Regions from separate parts of the Homo sapiens genome. Here regions 2, 3 and 4 are each linked to region 1. Evidence: chromatin contacts called from ENCODE Hi-C data. All regions are on one chromosome and are shown on one strand. Each heading gives the region's core, a stretch centred on a gene start or an enhancer-like site at or near the end of the contact. The rest is flanking DNA. Distances are from core to core; before and after follow the strand shown. Region 1 holds the start of ACAA2 (acetyl-CoA acyltransferase 2). Region 2 holds the start of ELAC1 (elaC ribonuclease Z 1). Region 3 holds the start of ME2 (malic enzyme 2). Region 4 overlaps CTIF (cap binding complex dependent translation initiation factor).

The links. A loop is a pair of places that touch in the nucleus more often than their neighbours do. Pooled maps may share reads with other maps.
Region 2: a pooled map shows a loop between it and region 1 (11-fold over the local background). The contact joins the promoter of ELAC1 here to the promoter of ACAA2 in region 1. A Hi-C loop is called at or near these places in 9 of 50 pooled maps.
Region 3: a map of CD8-positive, alpha-beta T cell shows a loop between it and region 1 (5-fold over the local background). The contact joins the promoter of ME2 here to the promoter of ACAA2 in region 1. A Hi-C loop is called at or near these places in 1 of 168 maps with a recorded cell type or tissue (CD8-positive, alpha-beta T cell), 1 of 37 single-sample maps with no recorded cell type and 11 of 50 pooled maps.
Region 4: a pooled map shows a loop between it and region 1 (5-fold over the local background). The contact joins the enhancer-like site here to the promoter of ACAA2 in region 1. A Hi-C loop is called at or near these places in 3 of 50 pooled maps.

What each region holds. Positions count from the first base shown.
Region 1 is chr18:49,812,277-49,814,794 of GRCh38, forward strand. ACAA2 (acetyl-CoA acyltransferase 2) reads right to left here and starts at 1,257. Exons shown (of 10, transcript NM_006111.3): 1 at 1,193-1,257. The coding sequence starts at 1,208. SNHG22 (small nucleolar RNA host gene 22) reads left to right here and starts at 1,747. Exons shown (of 4, transcript NR_117096.1): 1 at 1,747-1,786. It also overlaps SCARNA17. RefSeq lists silencers at 1,050-1,169, 1,063-1,357, 1,600-1,769.
Region 2 is chr18:50,966,784-50,969,301 of GRCh38, forward strand. It overlaps ELAC1 (elaC ribonuclease Z 1), which reads left to right and starts at 1,257. Exons shown (of 4, transcript NM_018696.3): 1 at 1,257-1,331. RefSeq lists an enhancer at 885-944 and a silencer at 1,095-1,584.
Region 3 is chr18:50,877,858-50,880,375 of GRCh38, forward strand. It overlaps ME2 (malic enzyme 2), which reads left to right and starts at 1,261. Exons shown (of 16, transcript NM_002396.5): 1 at 1,261-1,451. RefSeq lists an enhancer at 1,050-1,551 and a silencer at 1,090-1,649.
Region 4 is chr18:48,801,714-48,804,231 of GRCh38, forward strand. The region is part of intron 9 of CTIF (cap binding complex dependent translation initiation factor); the gene reads left to right. Among named protein-coding and RNA genes, the nearest start is that of CTIF-AS1, 39 kb to the right of the region's middle. RefSeq lists an enhancer at 1-19. Within about 2 kb of position 1,263, at least 13 of the 41 ENCODE cell types and tissues checked have a DNase peak (open chromatin) inside an H3K27ac peak, as active enhancers do.

The DNA of each region.
Region 1 (2,518 bases), core at 7-2,506:
GCATCTCCACTTGGCTGCTTCACAGGCACCAAAAAGTTTTCTGCCTAAAACTGAATTCTCAATCCTTCTTTCCACATCTATTCCTTTCCCAATTTTCCTCACTCTGTAAAGTGGCATCATCATGAACACGGTTCATCAAACCAGACACTTTTCATCATTCTCGACATTTCCTTCTTATATTTACTCCACCACATCCAATCCACTTTCTATCAAATCCACCTCCAAATCTATCTCAACTCATCCCTCCCCTTTTCTCCCCAATTACACTGCCCCACACGAGTCAAAGCCATCATTTGCTGCTCCCTGGACCTCTACAATAGATCCTTAAATGGTCTCTTCGCCATTACACAGACCGCCCCAAATTCGGACAGAGTGGAAATCAGATCCTGTCATTACCCCGCTTTAAATCCCTGTATTGCCTTCCACTGAATTTGGAACAAAACCCCACCTTCTTACAGAGCCCACAGGGCCCTGGAGCACCAAAATGCTTGGTTCTTAGATCCTGCCAAGCTTTTTCCTGTCTCAGGGCCTCGATATGTATTCCACCTCAATGTTCTTCGACTCGTACATCCTTAAAGTAAGATTCCATTGACTGTGCCCACTTGTTTTGAAAAGGGAGTTTATTACACAGTTGTTTTAAACAAGTTCATAACCCTAGAACTTAGGTATAGAGTGACCGCTCTAATCTAAAGCAACAGAAGGGAAATGGGAGCAGGGCAGGTCTTCCAGCAGAACACCAGCTACCATTTCTGCAGGCCTCTCCATCGATTCACCCGGGGAGCCCTGACCACCGAGGCCGAGCGGCGGGCTCCTGTGCGCAGCTGCCCCGCAGCAGGCGCCCGCGGCCTATGGCGCCGCCCCATTTTTTCTAATACTTGGACTCGAACTAGTGGGGTCACTGTTAGGCGAAGAAAGGAATGACCTCCAAGGTCACATGCAAGCAAACTTTGGTCTCAACTAAACAGGAAATTGCACCGAAATCGCTGTCGCTAGCGCCTTACAAGTAAGGGTTTTCTCCTTAACCCAAACAAGCCTTTCGGGCTGGGTTTTTATCACGTCCGCTCCAAAACCGAGGAGGTTGAGTGAACTTCACCCCACGACCCCGACTCTCCGCGGCGGCCGGAAGCGGAGGCCTGGCCTGGGGAGGGCAGGACCCCGAGGGGCGAGGAGAGGAGGAGGGGGCTGCGCTCACCTCGGAGCAGAGCCATGGCGGCTGCTGGGTCGTCGGCGGCGCGGGTCTGTGGTGTGGGGGACGCTGAGCGGCCGCTCGCAATCACCCAGATTTCAAGAGCGTGGGTGGCGCCCCGAGAGCCACGCCCCTGCCCTTTCACCTACTTCCTGGGGCTCCTTGGCGGGGTCCCAGCGTAAGATGGTCCTACCCCACGCGTAGCGCTGCCCGCCTCACCCCAGCCCGAGGGAGCCCAGGGGACGGGGCTCGGATAGACCACAACGCGCCTTGAGAGCGGACTCTTTCCTCACATCCTCATTTTTAGATTTTCTCCGTTTCCAAACCGAGAGAATTTGGTTTGACACCTCTCACCCATCATATCCTAGCCCCGACAGGCGATGACTCTTCCCCTTTGTCTCCGCCAACACCCTAAACACTGGGCAGGAGCCAAGGGCTGAGGAACTTGGCGCGCGGGCGGCCGCGGCCGCCAGCTGGGGGCGGGACCGAACGTCCTGTGGGCGGGGCGCGGCGGCGGCGGCGGGATTGGCTGGGGCGGGCGGGTGCGCAGTCCGCTGGGCAGAGGCTTGGGCCGCCGAGCTGGACCCGGACCGGTTTTGGGTACTGTACTGGGGGCAGGGCAGAGAGGTGGGCGGCAGTTGGGGTGCGGTGATTGTAGTAGGCTAGGGCGCTTTCGGGTCCCCATTGCAGCCCCCGGATGAGCCCGCAGTATTTTCCTTATATGATCAGGTCCCATTGCGGGCGGCGCCGCTTGCCCGGAGCCTGAGAGGATTATGAAAACGTGGCGAGCGAAATGGGGCCAGGGGACCTGGAGCAGGGGCGTGAGGAGAGTAGGCAGCGGGTGAGGCTGGACGGGAGGGAGGTCTAGGGAGGCCTCTGCCGCGGGCACTGTGAGTCCTGGCCGATGATGACGAGACCACTGCGCAATCTGAGTTCTGGGAACCAGGTGATGGAGTATGTTCTGAGAACAGACTGAGGCCGGGCAAGCAGGAGGCGGCCGCGGCAGGGGAGAGGCGGAGAGCCCCTCGATACCAGGGCTCGGAGGGCCGGGCTGCCTAGCGAGGGCTTCTTTTGAGTGCGTAGGGGTGGTGGGTGGCATGGACGGTTTCTCTGAGTCGTCAGCGAATGCCCCCCCTAGAATCCTGCTTTTCAAACACTTTGGTGACACTCTTGCAATGTTGGGGTGTTTTTAAATCCAAATTTGTATTATGAAAACTTACAAACTTACAGAAAAGTGGGAAGACTTGTACAGTGGACACATATCGACCCAATTGTTAACATTTTGCTATATTGCTATCCACCTGTTCTTCCATCAAACCATCTTATCTTTTT
Region 2 (2,518 bases), core at 7-2,506, 1.2 Mb after region 1:
GTGATAGAGTGAGACCCTGTCACAAACAAACAAACAAACAAAAACCCAAAACCAGGGACCATGACAAATTTTTAAAATCTCTCAGCCCCAAAAATAATACTATCCACAAAGTCAGAGCTCCATTAATACTGGAATAAAGGTTAAAAGAGCCCAATAAGTAGAAGTAGATGAGTTAATGATTTTTAAACAAGTGGCAGTCTCTCTGTCCTGGTAGTTTCAAGAAACACCACTCCGATTCCTATTTTGAAGCTGCTGGATTTTTTTTTTTTTTTTTTTTTTTTTTTTTAACAGAGTCTCGCTCTGTCGCCCAGGCTGGAATGCAGTGGTGCGATCTTGGCTCACCGCAACCTGCACCTCCTGGGTTCAAGCGATTCTCATGCCTCAGCCTCCCGAGTAGCTGGGACTACAGGCGTGTGCCACCATGACCGGCTAATTTTTTTTTTTTTTTGTATTTTTAGTAGAGACGAGGTTTGCCATGTTGGCCAGGTTGGTCTCGAACTCCTGAGCTCAGGCAATCCGCTCGTCTTGGCCTCCCAAAGTGATGGGATTACAGGTGTGAGCCACGGCGCCCGGCCAGCTGCTGGATATTTTGACCACCTCAAGTACGCTGAGCACGAAATCAGTGCATCTGGCAGTACACAGGAGCTTGAAATACTTTTTTTAAAAGTTGTTATTCAAACTGAAGGAGTTTTTCCCTGTGGTCTGTAATCGCCACGTGCCCGTTCTGTATACAGCCAGCCTGGGTTTTTCAATCCCACGTCCGCTACCTAAGAGAACACCAAGGCTTGGAGTGAGTATGGCACAATCAGCTTCAGATGTTAAGCAAATATTCCAACCTAGAGTAGGAAAATGGAATATGGACGGGGCTTTATGAAGGTGCATGGTCAGGCAAAGGATCTTAGTGGATGAAAGACAGTAAAGATTCATCCCAACCAAAGACCAAAAATGACACATATGTATGAGCAAAACATCAGGAAGAACACTCTTATGTGGAAAATATTACACGGAAAACAAAAGAAGAGTAACTTTTTCCCTTTTGGTTTATCCCGCTCTGGTCCTCAGGGCGATAGCTACCACCTGACACACAGCGACCTGGGAAAGAGGGAAACTCAATCACTGCCCTCGCGGCCCGGGGGGAGCCCGGAAGCGCGCCCAGAGCCAGGTCCCGCGCGGGCGCCACCGAGCGCGGACCTCCCTCGCATCCTAGAGCGGCCGCGCGGGACCCGGCCGGCGGCGCACTTCCGCCCGGGCGCATTGTAGCCCCGCGGACAGCTGGGCCAGGGTGCGGGCCTGCGCCTCCCTCGGCTCCTGGCGCGGGCCTCGGGGAGAGGGTGAGTGCGGTAGGGCATACCAGAGGGGGGCGGGCGCGCTTCCTCGGGACTCGCCGGCTCGATCAGGCACGGCCCGGCGCTGGGGACCTAAGCCTGGGGAGCGCCCGGGAGCGAGGACGCGCCTCGTTCACCGCCCCGGGCCGGAGTCTCGGCGGGCCGGAGCCTCGGCCGCCCGGCGCCGCCGCCCACCCAGCCTTTTTCGAGGCCAACACGGTCTCGTGGGGGAGCCTGGGCTCTCTGGAGGCCGGAAATCTGGCCTCTGGCCCTGCCTGTGCCTTGGCCTCTTACTCTCTGCCGCCCGGCCTCGGTTCTTTCAGCTCTAAGATGGAGGACAGCGATATCTGCCCTAGGCACACCACAGGGTGATTGCAGGGTTGACACTGCCTGCCTGAAAACGAAGGAGCGCCGGTTCTCAACCCGGCAACCAGTAGAATCGCTTGGGAAGCCTCCAAATGCTGATGCCCCATCATCACCGGGGAATTGTGATCTGCGGCCAGGACCGAGATCCACGGGCCCAGAGTGAAATGACAGTACTGTGATCACGACTGGAATATGCACTTCGCCGAACGTGGATCACAGTCTTGAGAAAGCAAGCAGCTGGGTTTTTGTTTTGTTTTTTTTCCAAGAAGACAGGGACCTAATCTGGTTTGCTCGCATTTAATTCCTAGTGCCTAGAATGGTGCATGTCCCAAAACATGCACCATTGATTAAATAATTTCTGATTACTTCCCGACCTATTTGGAGGGTTTTCATTATATTTGTTTTAAAATTATTATGGAAACCTTCAAGTCATATATGAAAATTGAATAGTAACTGAACTCCCAATTCATGATCAATTCTGTTTCATCTGTTACCCTCTCCCCCACTGTAGTATTTTGAAGCAAATCTGAAATGTACCATTCCATCTGTTACCTTGTTCATGTTTATAAAACACAATAACACCTTTTTAAAACATAAAGCCATTATCAGTGTACTTAGCACTTCATTTTACCCTCTACTATCCAGTCAGCATTTACATTTTCCTAGTTGTCTCTTTCCTCTTACCCAGTTTGTCCAAATCAGTATCCAAACAATCTACACACGTTATATTTGGTTGATGTCTCTTAGATCTCTCTTAATCTTTTTCTCTTGCTCTTTATTTTGTTCCCTGTATTTTACTTGAACAAGTCATTTGTACGGTTCACGTT
Region 3 (2,518 bases), core at 11-2,510, 1.1 Mb after region 1:
CACCCCCACAACTGTCTTTCAAAGACAAAAGAATTTCACCTCTACTAATGAAGCATTTATGTAGAAAGACACTGGTAATGTTTAGTTTCCTTCATCCAACCTGCTGCATCTTGTAAGTTCCTGGCAAGCAGAGTTACTTTAGGTCATTCATATTTATAACCTCTCCTTGCCTGCGGTGGTTATTATAGCAACCACACCTATGGATTATCACCTAACTGGAGTTTCCTCCTCACAGGCCCCACCCTTCAATGTTCAGAGAGGGGCGATTGCCCCAGATTTTATTTAATTGTCAGAGTTTAGGAGGGAGCAATTCACTCTTCCCTACTTCCACTCCATCTTCTCAATCCTACATTTCCATCACTTTTAATTTTATTCTGCCTTGCCTCTTTTTTTATATTTTACATCTTATTTTTGAAATTGTCATTACCATGCCTTGTTTTAAGAGTACACAAGCTCATTATAGTAAAGAGTTTTGGGTGATAACATTTTCTGAAATAAGGGTGAAGAAATATCCTCCCATGTCACAACCGTTGGGAGGGCGGGGGTAGGGATGTTGGAAGGCACGGTCCCTGCGGCTTTCAAGGACAAGACAATTAAGTGTTCCGGTGCTTTTCTGAGGCAGAACATTGAGCATCTATTTATGGTGACTGTGACAGTGGAGGTGATTGGTAAATTCACCGCAGGCCAATAACCTTGCCAGCAGCCATGAGGAGTGGCAAAGAATTCTGCAGAAGAGCAAGTCCTAAGCACACAAAACAGCTCGGAAAGTGAAAGCGTCGCTGAAGTGCGGAAGCCTCGCATTTCCTGGGTCCTCTTCTTCCTTCCTTTGCCGTCTCCTGCCCTCCCGTTCTCCCCCTTCCTCTGTGGCTCAGGCAGGACAGACCCCAACTCCCAGCTTCCCTGGCCTCCGCGGGTTCGGAGACTGGGACCCCCGGGCCAGGAGTGCTGGGGGGCGCGGTCGGCCAGCCCCGGCTTCCTTCATGGAGCGGCGGAGCTCCACCTCCTCCTCCGCACTGCACTTCTCACATCCTCAGCATCGCGTCCACGAGGCCGCCCGCCCCGCCTCAGAACCGTAACCTCCAGGAGCTGGGTTGAGGAAGGCGCGGAGGACAGGAACCCCAGCGCCGGCAGCTAAGCCTCCAGACGGAGCCCGCCCCTCCGGCCGGTTCCTGCCTCCAATTGGCCCGCGAGCCCGTCCGTCTCCACCGTGGGCCACGCCTTCCGGGCCCCGCGGCTGGCCGGCTCCTCGCGCCCTCCCCTCTCTCGGCCGCTCTTCGGGCCGCCTCTGCGTGTGGGGCCGCCCGCGCCAGTGTGAGCCTGAGCTGACGGCGGCTCCGGGAGGCTCGCAGAAGGGGAGGGCCGGGCGGCGCGGGAGCTGAGCATCGCCAGGGCGGGCGGCAGGGCGCGGCCTCTCCGCCGGGTGTACCACCTGTCGCGGCGCGAGACCTCTGGTAAGGCCCGGCGCGGTGGGGCCCGGGCGGGGGTCCGGGAGAGGAGCGGGCGCCGGCCTCCCCTGGCCCGGCCCCGAGAGCCCAGCGCTGCCGCGCCTCCGGCCTCCGCGCGTGCGGCCCCCGCCGTTCCCGGCCTGGCGGTGGGGGCTGGGGGAAGGGAAGCGGTCTGCGGAGTCCGGGCTGAGGGCGAGGGACCGGCTACATCGCGGCGACCCAGGTTCCAGCGGCCGCGGCTCTACCCGGCGCGCGATTTCCAGGTTCCTCCGCCGGCTGGTGCCTGGGCGCCCCGCTCTCGCCCGGGAGCGAGGCCCTGGGCCTCCAAACGCCAGCATCTCTTTCTCGCTCTTTCTGCACCCCTCCACAAAAGGACTTCTGTGGCTGGAAACCCTTTGGCAAGCCTATCTCCTTTATTCAGTCGGGCCGAGTTAACGGCAGGAGTTAGGCTGTGTGTGTGGCTCCTCCCTTTAAAAAAAGACTTGCTGCGGGCTGGAGAGTTCTGAGATTGGACCGATTCCGTCTATTATTAAATGCCATCTGTGGACCGGGATTGGCAGGTGTTTCTTTCACGCTGGCGATAACTATCTCTGCATGTGGTGTTACCTAGGTGGTCCTAGGTTTCGACTTTCTTTTTTGGTTCCAGAGATAATTCTAGAAAATTTACGTTGCTTGTGGTGAGAAGCGTGATCAAATTAACACGTGCTTTCTTACAAAACGTTTTATCATCTTCTGTCTGTGGATTTACCTTCCTGATGCTTGTGGCTATCACCTCTAAGCAAAGAGGTTAATAGCATTGCTATTTCTGTTAGTGTTGCAGTTGATAACGATAACAATAGTAGCATGTATTAATTGCTAGTGACAGGCAGAGCGCTAGTTTCTACACGGATTATCTCAAAATAACCCTTTGAGGTTGATACTGTTACTGCCTCCACTTTACAAACCAGGAAACTAAGGTTTAGGTAGGTTAAGTAACTTGCCTAAGACCACAGTTTTAACGTGACAAAGCCTAGATTCAAACTCAAGTGGTCTAACTTCATAGCTGCATCCTCCACCCCCACTCCCTTAAACGT
Region 4 (2,518 bases), core at 13-2,512, 1.0 Mb before region 1:
CTCATTGAAAGTAGGGTTTCAAAAGTCATTTCTTCAGCTTCCAACTGCTTCCAGAGCAGAGGGATCCCAGATGCCATTTCTGCCTAGGGTTGGGGACCCAACCTTCTTAGTAGAACCTGGTCCAGGCAGAAACCGTGGAGAAGACTCTAGGAATCTCCAAAAAGCTGGATAAGCTGAATTCTGGCCCCAGCTCCCAGTTCCTCCCACAGGAAACCTTGGATACAACATTCATCCAACTTATGCTTCAGTTTCTCACATAGCAGAATATGGGCACAGTCACCCTTTGCTGATTAGGAAGGGTTATTACACCTGTTTGCGTCACTCTGTCACCTGGGTGCAGGTCAAAGGTCTCTTTCATTTTATAGATAAGGATGCAGAGGCACGGTGACTGGCCTGACAGTCACATGGTGACTTTCCATTTTATAGATGGGGACACAGAGTCACAGCAGTTGGCCAGTCTTGCTGTCCTTTTATTTTGCGGTTGGCCTGCTCCTCAGGCTGAGGCCTCAGTGAGCACAGCCCCACTCTGTTTCCACAGAGAGCTTCATGTCATGGATAAGACCTACCACCTGTGCCCGGGCCTAGGCCTGGCAAACACCTGTCTCCAAGCCCTCGGCCTCTCTCCTGGGCAGGATGGCAGCCAGGCAGGGAATATCCGAATTCTGCAGAGACAACAACTCAGCCCTCTCCTCTGAGGACCTGGAGGGAAGTGTAAGGCAGGGGTGGGTGGCTGTCATGTCTGCATGATGACCTTTTCAAACTTGATGCCTTGGGGGGTCCAAAGAGCACCAGGCCCAGGATCAGAGACCTGGGTTCCAGCTCTGTCAACCTCAGAAGGTAGGCAGATCAAGGAGCCTCATCCTCCAGTGAGCTGCTGTGTGGGGCAGAGCCAGGAAAGCTGCAGGAAGTGCCTAGAAAGGCAGAGTGCTGTGTAGAGGTATGGCGAGACAGTGACATGAACATCAGGCAGGCGGCAGAGAAGATCAGGGCGCCAGCACGGGCACCAGCTACTAAGTGTGTAATCACTGAGGGCTGCCCTTGAGCCTGGGAACTTCAGCCCCCTCACGCCCCTTGACCTGACAAGTGGTACTAACGTCCTCCCTGAGGCTGAGTCCAGTGACACCTTGCTTTGAGGAATTCCTGCTTGTCCCACTGGTATTCTTCATCTGTCAGACAATCCAGCCTTCTCTCTCTGCTCAGGCTGAAAGGAAAACTTCCAGCCTCTTCTGAGGGCTTTTCAAGGCCACAGCCACAGCAGGTGCTGGCTCCCTTGCCTGAGAATAAGGCTTCGCGCCTGCCTAAGTGTGAGACAGAATTCCTGCTGGATCAGCCTGACTTCTCAGCTTCTCTCTGCTGCAACCCAGCGCCATCCCCCCGCCTCCCTGTCCCCTCCTACGGATCAGCAGAGCTGAGCCTACCTGACCTGATTTTGCCAATAGAAATATGCTGGGTGCTCACAGCCTGGGAAACTTGGAAATGTCTCCAGAGTGATCCAGATTTAGCTGGAAGTGGCTGATGGCTGTTCCCAGCCACAGTGTGTGCCCTTTGTCTAGAGCCAACTGCTGGGGAGAAAGCATTTCCAGCCACAGTGTCATGAACCATCAGTCACAGAGAATGTGTCTGGTAATTTTTTATTAATAATAGTTAAAGGATCGGCATTTGGGGCTTGATTTTCATGTCCATTGATTAGAGCAGATTCAAGATAATCCTCATCATATCACTCTCTCTTCATTCTTTTGGATGGGACAGAAAGGGCAGCAATCACCCAGTACATCGGGAATTTGACATGATGCTCAGGAGAGTGTCAGGCACCTGTGACAGCCACCCGATGGTCCTAGGTAAGGCCTGTGATTGCAGGGGGCAGCTGTTATTTCTGCGTGTGGTCCAGGGATCTGTCACTGAGCCCACCTGCCCCAGCTGCAGAATGACCACATGACCTGGTTCTGTCCAATCAGGGAACCCCATCACCACAGCCACAGTGATTGGGCTGAGAGATAGTCATGTGATGAGCAGGGCCAGTCAGAATCCTTCCCTGAGATTTGAGGGTTTGACATTTGGGGAGGGGGGGCTCTGTCTTCCTTTTGGCTCAAGAACCATTATGAGAGAGACCAGGTGCTGCTGACCGCCATCTTAGCCATGGCAAAGGGAGAACCTGTCTGTGGCAGCAGAAAAATCAGTCAGCATGCAAGTCAAAGCCCAGACAAGGGAGAGAGGGGAGAGAAGGGAGGACCAGCCCTGGGGTTGCTGTTTGAGCCCTGGGGACAGGCTGTGTCCTAGGGCCCACCTTCCATGTAAGACAGCCCAGGCCTGTGTGCCTCTTCAGCTAGTCTGAGATGGTTTCTGTCACTGGCATCCAAGAATCCTCAGTGTCTAGGGGCAGAGCAGAGTGAAGCAGTGGAATGGTCAGGGGTCGTTGGCCAGGGAGATCAGGGATACTTGGGGAAAGGTTCAAGTCCACCTAAAAAGGGACACACCCAAACCCAAGGAGTAGTTCAGGGCCCAGCTGGCATCAGAACTC